Linked DNA regions of Homo sapiens: region 2 is linked to region 1. Evidence: chromatin contacts called from ENCODE Hi-C or POLR2A ChIA-PET data. All regions are on one chromosome and are shown on one strand. The core of a region is the stretch at or near the end of the contact, and the rest is flanking DNA. Distances in the headings are between cores, read along the strand shown. Region 1 has its middle 87 kb from the start of LINC02533. Region 2 overlaps CDYL (chromodomain Y like).

Region 1 (4,937 bases), core at 436-2,935:
CCAGTGAGGGTAGCTGCATTATAAGCAGCTCCAATAAGAGCTTTCAGGGAGGGAGAGTTGAAACTACTGATCCAAATGAGGCTTGGGGATTATCAGTGGATATCAATTATCCATAACCTTCTGGTCTCCCATGACTATCAATGACTTAAAGTTGGATGTAAGCTTAAATGATTTCTTTTAACTAAATGAAAAGGATCAAGTTCATAAAGACTGGTGAGCCTTGAGAGTTATGCTAAGACTCCATCACCTGGGCTGGGGTTTTGGCTCGGGGAAGAATTTGATTGGCAGGAAGTAGCAGAATTTCATTTTTAATGCTCTGGTCCATTAATAGCATGAAAGCACCACAGGCTATCTTTGGGAGAATGTCCCTAAAAAGCACAGCACTTCTCAAAGGGGGCGGCATGCTGAAATCTCTACAGAAGGGTGGGAAGGAGAAGCATGAGTGTGTGTATGGGATTTGAAAAACTTCCAAGGGACTGTCACGTGCTGCCCTCCTTGTCCCCACCCTCAGCTGAGGACTCACTGGTCTGTGAAGAATGAAATAGTATCTGTGGGACACATTGTGCTTCTTGGCAAGTTCTGTATTTACCATACTGTTGTCCTGCTTGTTGGCATTCAGAAGCAAACTTGACTTAACACAGGATATCCACTATGCATATTCTAACGTTTCAGCTTCCCCCGTTTATGTTTTTTATTCTACATACACCTGCCTTGACTTTGTCATATTCCTGGTACATGGATTCAGATGGAGACAGTCAAACAGCAAAATTTAGTGTATTTATCTCCAATAATGTGTCTCCCTGGAAAGCAGGAGTCATTTATTTGGGAAGACTCCCCCATTTTCTTCATTTTTGTTGATGGCTGAGTAACAAAACCCAGCCACCTCTTCTTCCCCTACGCTGTGGAGCAGCAAGAGAAAAACTTCTGGCAAGTTTTCCAAAAGGTGCCAGCATCTCAATGACCAAAGGCAAGAATGTCGATGTTGTTCAGCTGGGTGTGTGCCTGGAACATTTGCCCCATTGGAAAAGGAGAAGGTTTGCCTCACAATAGAACTCTGTGTTTCCTGTTAACATTCTGGAAAAACAGAAAATAATAGCAACCCGGGCTCCTCGAGTGCAATGCCACCGTGCCATCCATTTTGTGGCCTTTGGTGTTATTTAGCATTTTGGGTGCTCTCTCTATTGCTAGAGTAAGCAGACATAGAAAAATAGAACGATCAAGGGATATGCACACGCACACACACATGCACACAGATGTCTTACAACAGCGACCTTGGGTCTCATGAGCAGCACAAAGCCCAGAGAAGTTAAACAACTGGCCTATAGTCACACAGCCATGGCAGCGATGGTCACACGTGTTTCTAAATGTGTTCCTTCAGTCCTACGCTTCAGCCCTGGGTGTTGCTGCTTTTGGCTCCCTTTACTTTTAATTTTGTTCTGTTCCTAAAAAAGAACCCAAGAAAAAGAATGCTTACACTACGAGGAACAGAATAACAGAATTCTGTGTTTTTTCATCTTGCTCACAGACCTCCAAACCCAGAGGAGAATTCTGAGTGAGTAGCAGGGTGAGAGCTAAGCCCCAGGCCACGTGCACATGACCCCCACCTCCAGCCGAAAGTCATGGTCACATGTCACGCCTCCATGCGGCTGCAGGGCCAGGCATGTACTAAGAGCCCTGCCATGGGCAGTGCCAGGACGGGAGGAGACACACACTGAGGGCAACTGCTCTGGCCACAGGACCGGAGGGACGCATCCGACCTGAGGCACCTTCCTCCTTGGAGATTTCTGCCTCTGCTTAATTACAGCTGGCTTCTCTGAAGTCAATCTGGTCAAGGTCAACTGGCCACTATGGGAAATCAAGCTCAGGGAGGTAAATTTAGAGAGCTGAAGGGACACCCTCACTGCCTGCTCCAGCTATGACTCAGCGGAAATTCTGAAATGAAGAGCCAAATGCTTGTGGAAGAGAGCAGCATAGAGGCGTGTGGGATTGGCAGTGAATGAGTAAACATCAGGAATGGCTGAATGAATGAATGAACAAATGAAAGCACGAGCCCTTTGCATCTGCAGAGCGGCTCTGGGGAAAGTAACTGGAGTTAAGGACTCTCTGCAATGGGTTAGTTGGAGGATGCTTACAGGACGTGTGGAGTCCTTGGGGGAGCCTGGAGGTGACACTTGCTCCCTCCACGTGACACCCATGCAGTTGGGCAAAGCCTCTGAGTTTGACGGAGGAGGAAATCCTAAGTGGATGGACTTGGAGAGGGCCCGTGGCTCCCAGCCACCATATGACATACAGAAACAGGGTCGGCGGGGTGGTCGGCGGCAGCTGGCAGGCGTCTCTGGTTGGAAACGGAGCAGCTACAAATAGGCGGTGACCTTCTGTAGCCATCCTGCTCCCACAGAAGGAGATGCGCTCTGGGAAGAGGCTGCTGGGTGTGTGCCAGTGCTGAGGCCAGGGGGAAGGAACTCAGTCTTCCCATTGCAAGGAGCTCAGCTCCTTTGGGTAGCAGAGGGAAGGGGGACACCTGTCTCCATCTGGGGTGGAGATCCTGGTCTTACATTCTGCCAGAATGAGAGCCTGAAACACACTCAGTGGAGAATCCTGAAGAAGGACATGTCAGACATAACCCCAGGCGGGGCTCCCGCAAAGGTAGGGCGGGACACTGTCACCTGCGACGGCCATGAAGACTATTCCTTTCTGACCAGCTGGACCCAGTTTTTCTGATGTAGATTAAAGGTGGCAGGAAAAAGACAGAGAGGGGTGCCAGGAAACATCTTTGCCTTCTACTAATTCCAGATTCATTTATTATTTCTTTTAATATTCATCTTTTAAGGGGTAAGTGTCCCTTTCAGAAAGTTATGCCAAAGTCTAAATTACTTGAGACGCTGGTTTGCTTTCCTTCAACACTCTGAGATGACACATTGCACTCTGCAAACATTTATTGAGAATTGCTTACGTACAAGGCACCGTGCCAGATCATAAGACCAAACAAAGATTAATATAAGATTCATAACATGGTCATTGCAAGAGCATGGGCTTTGGAGTCAGACTCAAGTTTAAATCTTAATTCTAGCCCTCTGCCTTTACTTGGTGAAGCTCTTCTGTAAAATGGGTATATCAATACCTGCCTAATGAAGCGAGCAATGAGGATTAAATGGAATTCTTATGCAAAACAACTGGTACCGTGACTTCTGTGCTCCAGGCAATTCGTAAATGAAGATTCCCTCCCCTTGAGGAGAGTGGCAAAGTTGTTCAGTGGGAGAGAGGGTCGTGGAAACTACTACTGAATCCCAAACCAGGATCGGGATTTACTCAGCAACATGCAAGTAACATGGTATAGGACTGCAATGGGAGAAGCTCCAGGGGCATCACAAAAGGAGCATTTACAGTACCTTGAAGGGAAAGAGGGGTTTAATCATTGGAAGGTGGAGTGGGTGGCACCCCAGGCTAAAGGGCTAGCACAGACCCAGGCACAGAAACTGTCAAGTTGTGTAGCCTTCTCTGAGGATGGGGACTGCCCTGATGTGGCTGGGAATGGAGTGTGCCAAGGAGGCCATGGGGGTCAGCCTGGGCTGGAGCCTTGGGTGACCACAGTATCATCTCCTTGAGTGCATCTCATGGCCCTTCAGGGCTCTCCCAGGAGCAGAGGCTGCGTGTGGGCCTCAGTGGCTTCCTCTAGCCTGCTCCCCAAAGCTCTGTATCTAGAAGAAATTCCCCAGAGCTCCAGGATCTGTGACTAGCTCCTTTCCTGGCATGTTTGCTGCAGCTACAGAGGGTTTTAATTGGGCTCTGTGTTCATAGATCAGCTGAATCCCAAGACATATTAGAAGAATCGTATTGTGCCAAGCCATTGGTTGGAAGTCATCCTGTTCCTTTGGGCATTAATTAGACCCTATTTATCCACAGTGTCCAGTTTTGAACATGACCAAAACCTGAAGATATCAAAGAGGAACAGGAAGGGCACAAGGGAGATCACAGGGATAGGGGATCATGCTGTCCCAGACAGGCTGAGAACATAGGTTGCCTGGGGAGGAGGAGGCTAGGAGCAATGTCGGGATTCTCTCTACATAGAGAATTTTCACTAGGACAAAAATTATTTTCCTCCCTGTCTTGGAGACTAGAGAGAAATGCAGGCCAAGCAGCATCAACTGGGGCCACACACAGGGGTCTCTTCTTTCCCCCATCTGCCTTGAGCATCATGACAGATGAGATGAGGAGAAGAAGGTTTGTGCAAACCCATGATACTGTCCCCAAGTCTACTCATGAGACCAGGATGGAGCACACAGGCTGGATAGGGACAGCCTTGCATTGGCTCTAGTGAATTCTTTAAAGACTAAGGCATTTGCAAGCTTCAAATGAGTTCTGTCTTCAGCTCTTTGAGCAGCACATTCCTTGGTGGATCTCACCACAGATTGCAAAGCACAGGGTGCTGGGGCTGGGAAGACTGGGTGGCTATCCCTAACTCTGAGTGTGCCCCCATGGCACAGGTCCCTCGAGGAAGGGCAAGACAGGGTGAAGTCCCAAACTGGCCTCTGTGCAACCAGAGACAGCACCAGGGCACTCACCTGGTGCCTGGAATCTGCAGAAGAGAGGGATCACAGGAAGGGAGGAGAAGGTGAAATTCAGGTTGAAGAAAAGTCAACTGTTGCCTCATTCTCTTGCAGACTCTGGCTCTCAATGTGTTCCTACAAGATAAAGGATGGTGAAGGTGACATGGGCCGGGGACAAACTCAGTGCTTGCCAGTGTCTGGTGCATAAGTGTTGGATAAATGGATTGCCTGGGAGTCAGCTGGAGGTTGATTTTTGCCAATTCCCTTCCTTTCCTTCTTCTTTCCTATGAAGGGGGAAGAGGCTGGCATGCTAGTCCTTAAATAGGAGAGTCCCCTTTCCTAACTTTAATTATTGTGAAACTTTGGCTTCCAGCGAGCAATGTTCAGAAA
Region 2 (4,943 bases), core at 616-3,115, 530 kb before region 1:
ACCTGCCTGCACTTGCTGTCTTCACCTCTCCCTCTGTCCATCATTCTTCAACCCATTCAACTGGGACCCAGAGTCCACATGGCCAGGAACCTTCTGAGTCTAGAGAAATGGATGCTGGATGACTCTAAACATGTGAGCCTGGGGGAGCGGAAGAGGGGCTTCCACAGGGCAGCCTGGAGTTGCTGAGGGAGGAGGCGAGGGAGAGATGCTTGCTCCTCCAGGGTGAGCATCCAGGTGGAGATGTGCATAGCCCAAAGTGCACATCTAGATCAGGGGAGGGAAGTCAGGGTTGGAGAGAGGTACTTGGGGTTGGTGCCAGAAATGGCTGAACTGACAGTATGAGCTCCCAGGGGAAGACTGAGACAGAGAGTGAGCCTGCTGAAGCCAGCTGGGAAGTGCTGGGGAGGGGCGCAGGCAGAGCCAGGAGGCAGCAGAGAAGCAGGAAGGCAATAATAACTGGTTTCCTCAAAGGAAGGAGAGCAGGCCACAGCAGTGAGGATGTGTCTGCAGGGGCAGGTGTTACAGAGGTGGAGGAGAATGCAGAAGAGGCGACGCAGGGAGAAATGAGAGGCCACTCGTAAGCATGGGCAATGCTTCACTATGGCGTGAAGAGTGGAAGCCAGACCACAGGACACAATGAAAGACAACTAAAAATCGATCAATAAAAACACACGTGGGCACAGCAGTTGTTAAAAGTGCAGGTGAGATGACATTGCCACTTAGGTGACAGCCGACAGCAATGATTTCCCTGCCTAAAAAGAGACCACACCAGAAACAATGCTGTGCAGATGCAGGCAGAGGCTACGTGACACGGTGCTGGCATGTTGGGACAGGAGACAGACGTGGAGACTCTGGGCATTCTAAGAAGGGGGTTCCTTCAGACTACACATGCCAGCAGCTGGTAATGCCAAGTGAGAGCTCCTGGGTCTTTAAGAGTTCCTCAACCTGAGCTGGATTTTTCAATTGCTGCTATATCCAAGCACAAAAAGCAGCATCCTGGCAACACAGGGAAGGCCTGGTGCCATGGCCCAAATGCCTGTGTCTCACCCAAATTCCCGTGGGGAAATCCTCACCCACAAGGTGATGGTCTGAGGAGGTGGGGCCTTTGGGGGGTGATTAGGTCATGGGGGTGGGGCCCTCATGAATGGGATGAGTGCCCTTATAAATGAGGGCCGACACCCCCTGGCTCTTCTGCCCTGTGATGATGCTGCAGAAAGGTGCTATTTGTGAACCAGGAAGTGAGCCCTCAGCAGACCCTGAACCTGCTGGCACCCTGATCTTAGGGTTCTCTCCAGAATTATGAGGATAATTAACACAATAATTCTGTTGTGTATTTACAAGCCACCCAGTTGATGGTATTTTGTTAAGGCAGCCCAAATGGCTAAGAAACCTGCCTCCCACCAGGGCAAAGCTGGCTGGCTTCAGGTCCACTCTCCCCACCTCTGGAATGCTCTTGCTTTCACTGGGTCTTTCCTTTCTCTACGTAAAGGTCACACATTCCTTAAACTCTCCCAGCAGTTTTCCTGGTGGCTTCCTTCCACCGAAGCAACATTTCTAGGCCATGGAGCCCATGCAGCCTTTATACGTGAGTCTCAGAAACAGCTTCAGCATTTTCTTTGAGGCGATAGTCCCTACGAACTATCCGTGGTTCTGCTAATTTAAAAATGGATTCATTTTGGCTCACGCTGACCAAGACTACTGAACTTGGCCTTCAGACTCCTGAGTTAAAACTGTGTTGGCTCCTCGTGCCAGTGAGGTCCCTGCTCATTTCAGACTCTGTGATCTTGTTGGAGCTTCAGCGACCACACCCCACCCCAATGTAATTCCTGGCACTCCCTGTTACTCATCTGAGTAGGGCATGTGACACTGAACTTTGCACTATTTAGGTAGAGAAGTATTCACAGCAGGATCGAGTCTTGGAGTCACAGGCTGCCAGCACTGACTAGGACCCTGATCATCACATATGCCCCCTACTCAAGACAATCATGCCACAGTGTTCTCACATCACCCGGGGTTCTCATGTCACCCAGGGTTGTGCCCATCTCAGGACCTTTGCATGTGTTCTTCCCTCTGCCTAGAACGCCTATGACCTGGAATTCAAATGGCCAGTTTCTTCTGCTCATCTGGACGGCAGCTCAAATTTCAGCATCTCAGACAAGCCTTCTTGGGCCTCCCATCCTAATGCTGGTCCCTGCCATCAGCACTTCATATCACCCTGGTTTATTTCCTTCAAAGCACCCATGAAAGTTATTTCTTTCTCATTGTATTTTTATTTACAGTATCATCGATGTACTCCACCAAGCTGTGTAAGAGCAGGGTCCTCGCCTGTCTTATCCACCCATCCCCAGTGCATACAACACTCAGTACATGTTTACTCAGTAAACTCATGGAAAGGGTCTTCAAGTCTCTTTAGTCCAGATCCCTCAATTTAGAGACAAGTAGCTAAGTGACTGGCCAAGTGTCACACAGCTCATTACCTCAACCCAAGCCAGGGATGGTAAGCTCCACACTTCAGAGCAGAAGTAGCTGCTAATGACTAAACAAATGGTAAACACTGAGATTCAGAAAAAAACCGCCCCCCTCACCCCAAACTGTGGAAATTAGTGCGACTCCCCTGGAACGATGACTCTCATCGTTGACACGGGAGTACAAGTTGCCTCTGTGAACTGAGAGTTCCTTACGGATTTGGATTCAGAGTACCAAGGCTTTCCTAGGATTTATTAACATAACATTCGACTAGGAAAGAAACCTATTTTAGTATCTCTTGCAGTAATTGATTTTCTTTTAATATGTTCAAGAGCAAAAAGGATATCCTCAAATACATATGGCAAATCTGTTAAATATCACTGCTTCAAAAACTGCAAGTCTCTAACAATGACTTGTGACACCCTCTTCCCACCTAAAGAGAACAGCGTCTGTACTTCTTCACCTGCCACTGATAGCTAGGAAACTGAATAAAATAGACATAACAACTGTTTGCAGGCACTGGACCACAGGCTGTGCAGGGCAATGTTCCCAGAGTGAAAGGAGACAAACATGGTGAGCCTAACAGTCCACCCGCCTTTCCACCGAAAGCAGCTGCCACAGTGCAGGTGCAGGGATGGGAAACCCAGACATAGCTGGCAAAAATGCTGTCTTAGAACAGATGACTTGGGGGAGGCCCAGGAGGCTGTAATTTGTGAGACATGATATGGAAAAGGAGGAAGCTACATAGATAAAAAGTTCCAGAGAGCCTAGGGGATCCCTTTGAGTCTTTGCTGAACCAATCTGAGCATGCACAGGGAGAAATTCCACAAGGCTGGGCAGTGAACAACTTTTGAGGAAAGAACAATTACCAGAGACCTATAAACTGAATAATCTCAAGTCTGCCTAGGGCCGGAAGTCCTAATCAGCCAGAGCAGAGATTTCATCAAATACATGAGGCATTCAGTAGAGAGACCCCAGATCAGGCACATATCAGCAGTGGAACTAATCTAGCTCTAGAATAAAGAATACTTAAAATTTCACTAACAAAGCTTCAAAGTAAGCTGTGAAAGGATCAAACTGATATACAACTAACAATTTCCTGCCAGAACAAATCTAACACTTTAAAAAAGCATACAACAAAATCCAGCACCCCAAAATGTAAATCACAATGTTCATCAACCAACCATTACTAGATAAGCAAAAAAGTGGGAAAATAGGACCAGTGACTAAGATAAAATCAGTTAATAAAGACTAAAAATGAGAGATGATGGTATTACGAGAAAAGAACATCTTCAAAACTGTTATAATCTCAATGTGCTCAAGCATTTAAAGAAAAACATGAACATAATGCAGAAATGAAAGACTAGGAATAAAAATTTCATTGAATATGTTGAACCAATTAGATACTAAAAAGATCAGAGAACCTGAAGGCACAGCAATAGACAGGAGAAGAAACAGAAAAAACGATGAACCTGAGTGCCCTGTAGGACAATATTAAGCAGTCTAGCATATGTGTAATTTGAGTCTCAGAGAAGGGGTGTGTATGTATGTGTGTGTGTGTGTGTGTGTGTGTGTGTGTGTAAGTAAAACATTTGCAGAAATAATAGTGGAAAGTTTTCCATATTTGATAAAAACCAGAAGCTGACAGATTCAAGAAGCTTAAAAAATACTAACTATGATAAATACACACAAACCCCAAACTAAGGCCTATTATCATCTGCTGATAACATGAGAACAAAAAGATTACAGATAGAATAACAGATCAACTCAATACTTACATTCAGAAAGTATACAAGACAGAAGAAAATGGAATGGCACCTTTGAAGTGTATGAAGAGAAAAAAAAAAGCCAACCTATATACACAGCACAAATGCAGCATAAATGTCCTTCAAAAACAGAGGAGAAACAAACACATTTCTAGATAAAAGCTGAGAGAGTTTGTACCAGCAGGCCTGCACTGTAAGGAATGTTAAAAAATGTTCTTCAGGCAGAAGGAAAATAATACCAGACAGAAGCCTGAATACATTCAAAGGAATAAAGAGTATCAGACCAGTAAATATATGGGTAAAAATGAACCTGCACCAACTGCATATTAAGTGTAATTAACTAAATGTAGACAGTAGTAACTGCTTGGCCTCATCACTGAAACAATGTCTCCCCTGCTTTCATACCAACTTAACAAAAATGAATAAAAACCGCTTTGTACATACTATACAAATATATTAAAGTATCTTAAAAAAATGGCTATTCTTTGGAAAAATATAAATTCTCGAGACTGATCTTTGATGTAGCAGAAACAGAAAAAAAAGCAAGGAAAGAGAAAAAATAAAATCATTAACAAATTACCTCTTAAAACAGTTTATAGGCTATGCAGGTTAAGGAACAGCTGTGTAGTAACAAATAGCCTCTGACCACAGAGAAAAGAAAGAAAATTCATCCAATCTGTTTTGCAAAGATAACTTAACCCTGACTAGACA

The links. A loop is a pair of places that touch in the nucleus more often than their neighbours do. ChIA-PET counts read pairs that join two places held with the same protein, here RNA polymerase II (POLR2A). Pooled maps may share reads with other maps.
Region 2: a pooled map shows a loop between it and region 1 (2.6-fold over the local background). The contact joins two enhancer-like sites. A Hi-C loop is called at or near these places in 8 of 37 single-sample maps with no recorded cell type and 4 of 50 pooled maps. POLR2A ChIA-PET finds 5 or more read pairs at or near these places in 1 of 52 experiments (H1).

The regions. Positions count from the first base shown.
Region 1 is chr6:4,399,604-4,404,540 of GRCh38, reverse strand. No RefSeq gene overlaps it. Among named protein-coding and RNA genes, the nearest start is that of LINC02533, 87 kb to the left of the region's middle. RefSeq lists an enhancer at 1,047-1,920. Within about 2 kb of position 1,685, at least 12 of the 41 ENCODE cell types and tissues checked have a DNase peak (open chromatin) inside an H3K27ac peak, as active enhancers do.
Region 2 is chr6:4,928,598-4,933,540 of GRCh38, reverse strand. The region is part of intron 2 of CDYL (chromodomain Y like); the gene reads right to left. Among named protein-coding and RNA genes, the nearest start is that of LYRM4-AS1, 73 kb to the left of the region's middle. RefSeq lists an enhancer at 686-1,404. Within about 2 kb of position 1,865, at least 4 of the 41 ENCODE cell types and tissues checked have a DNase peak (open chromatin) inside an H3K27ac peak, as active enhancers do.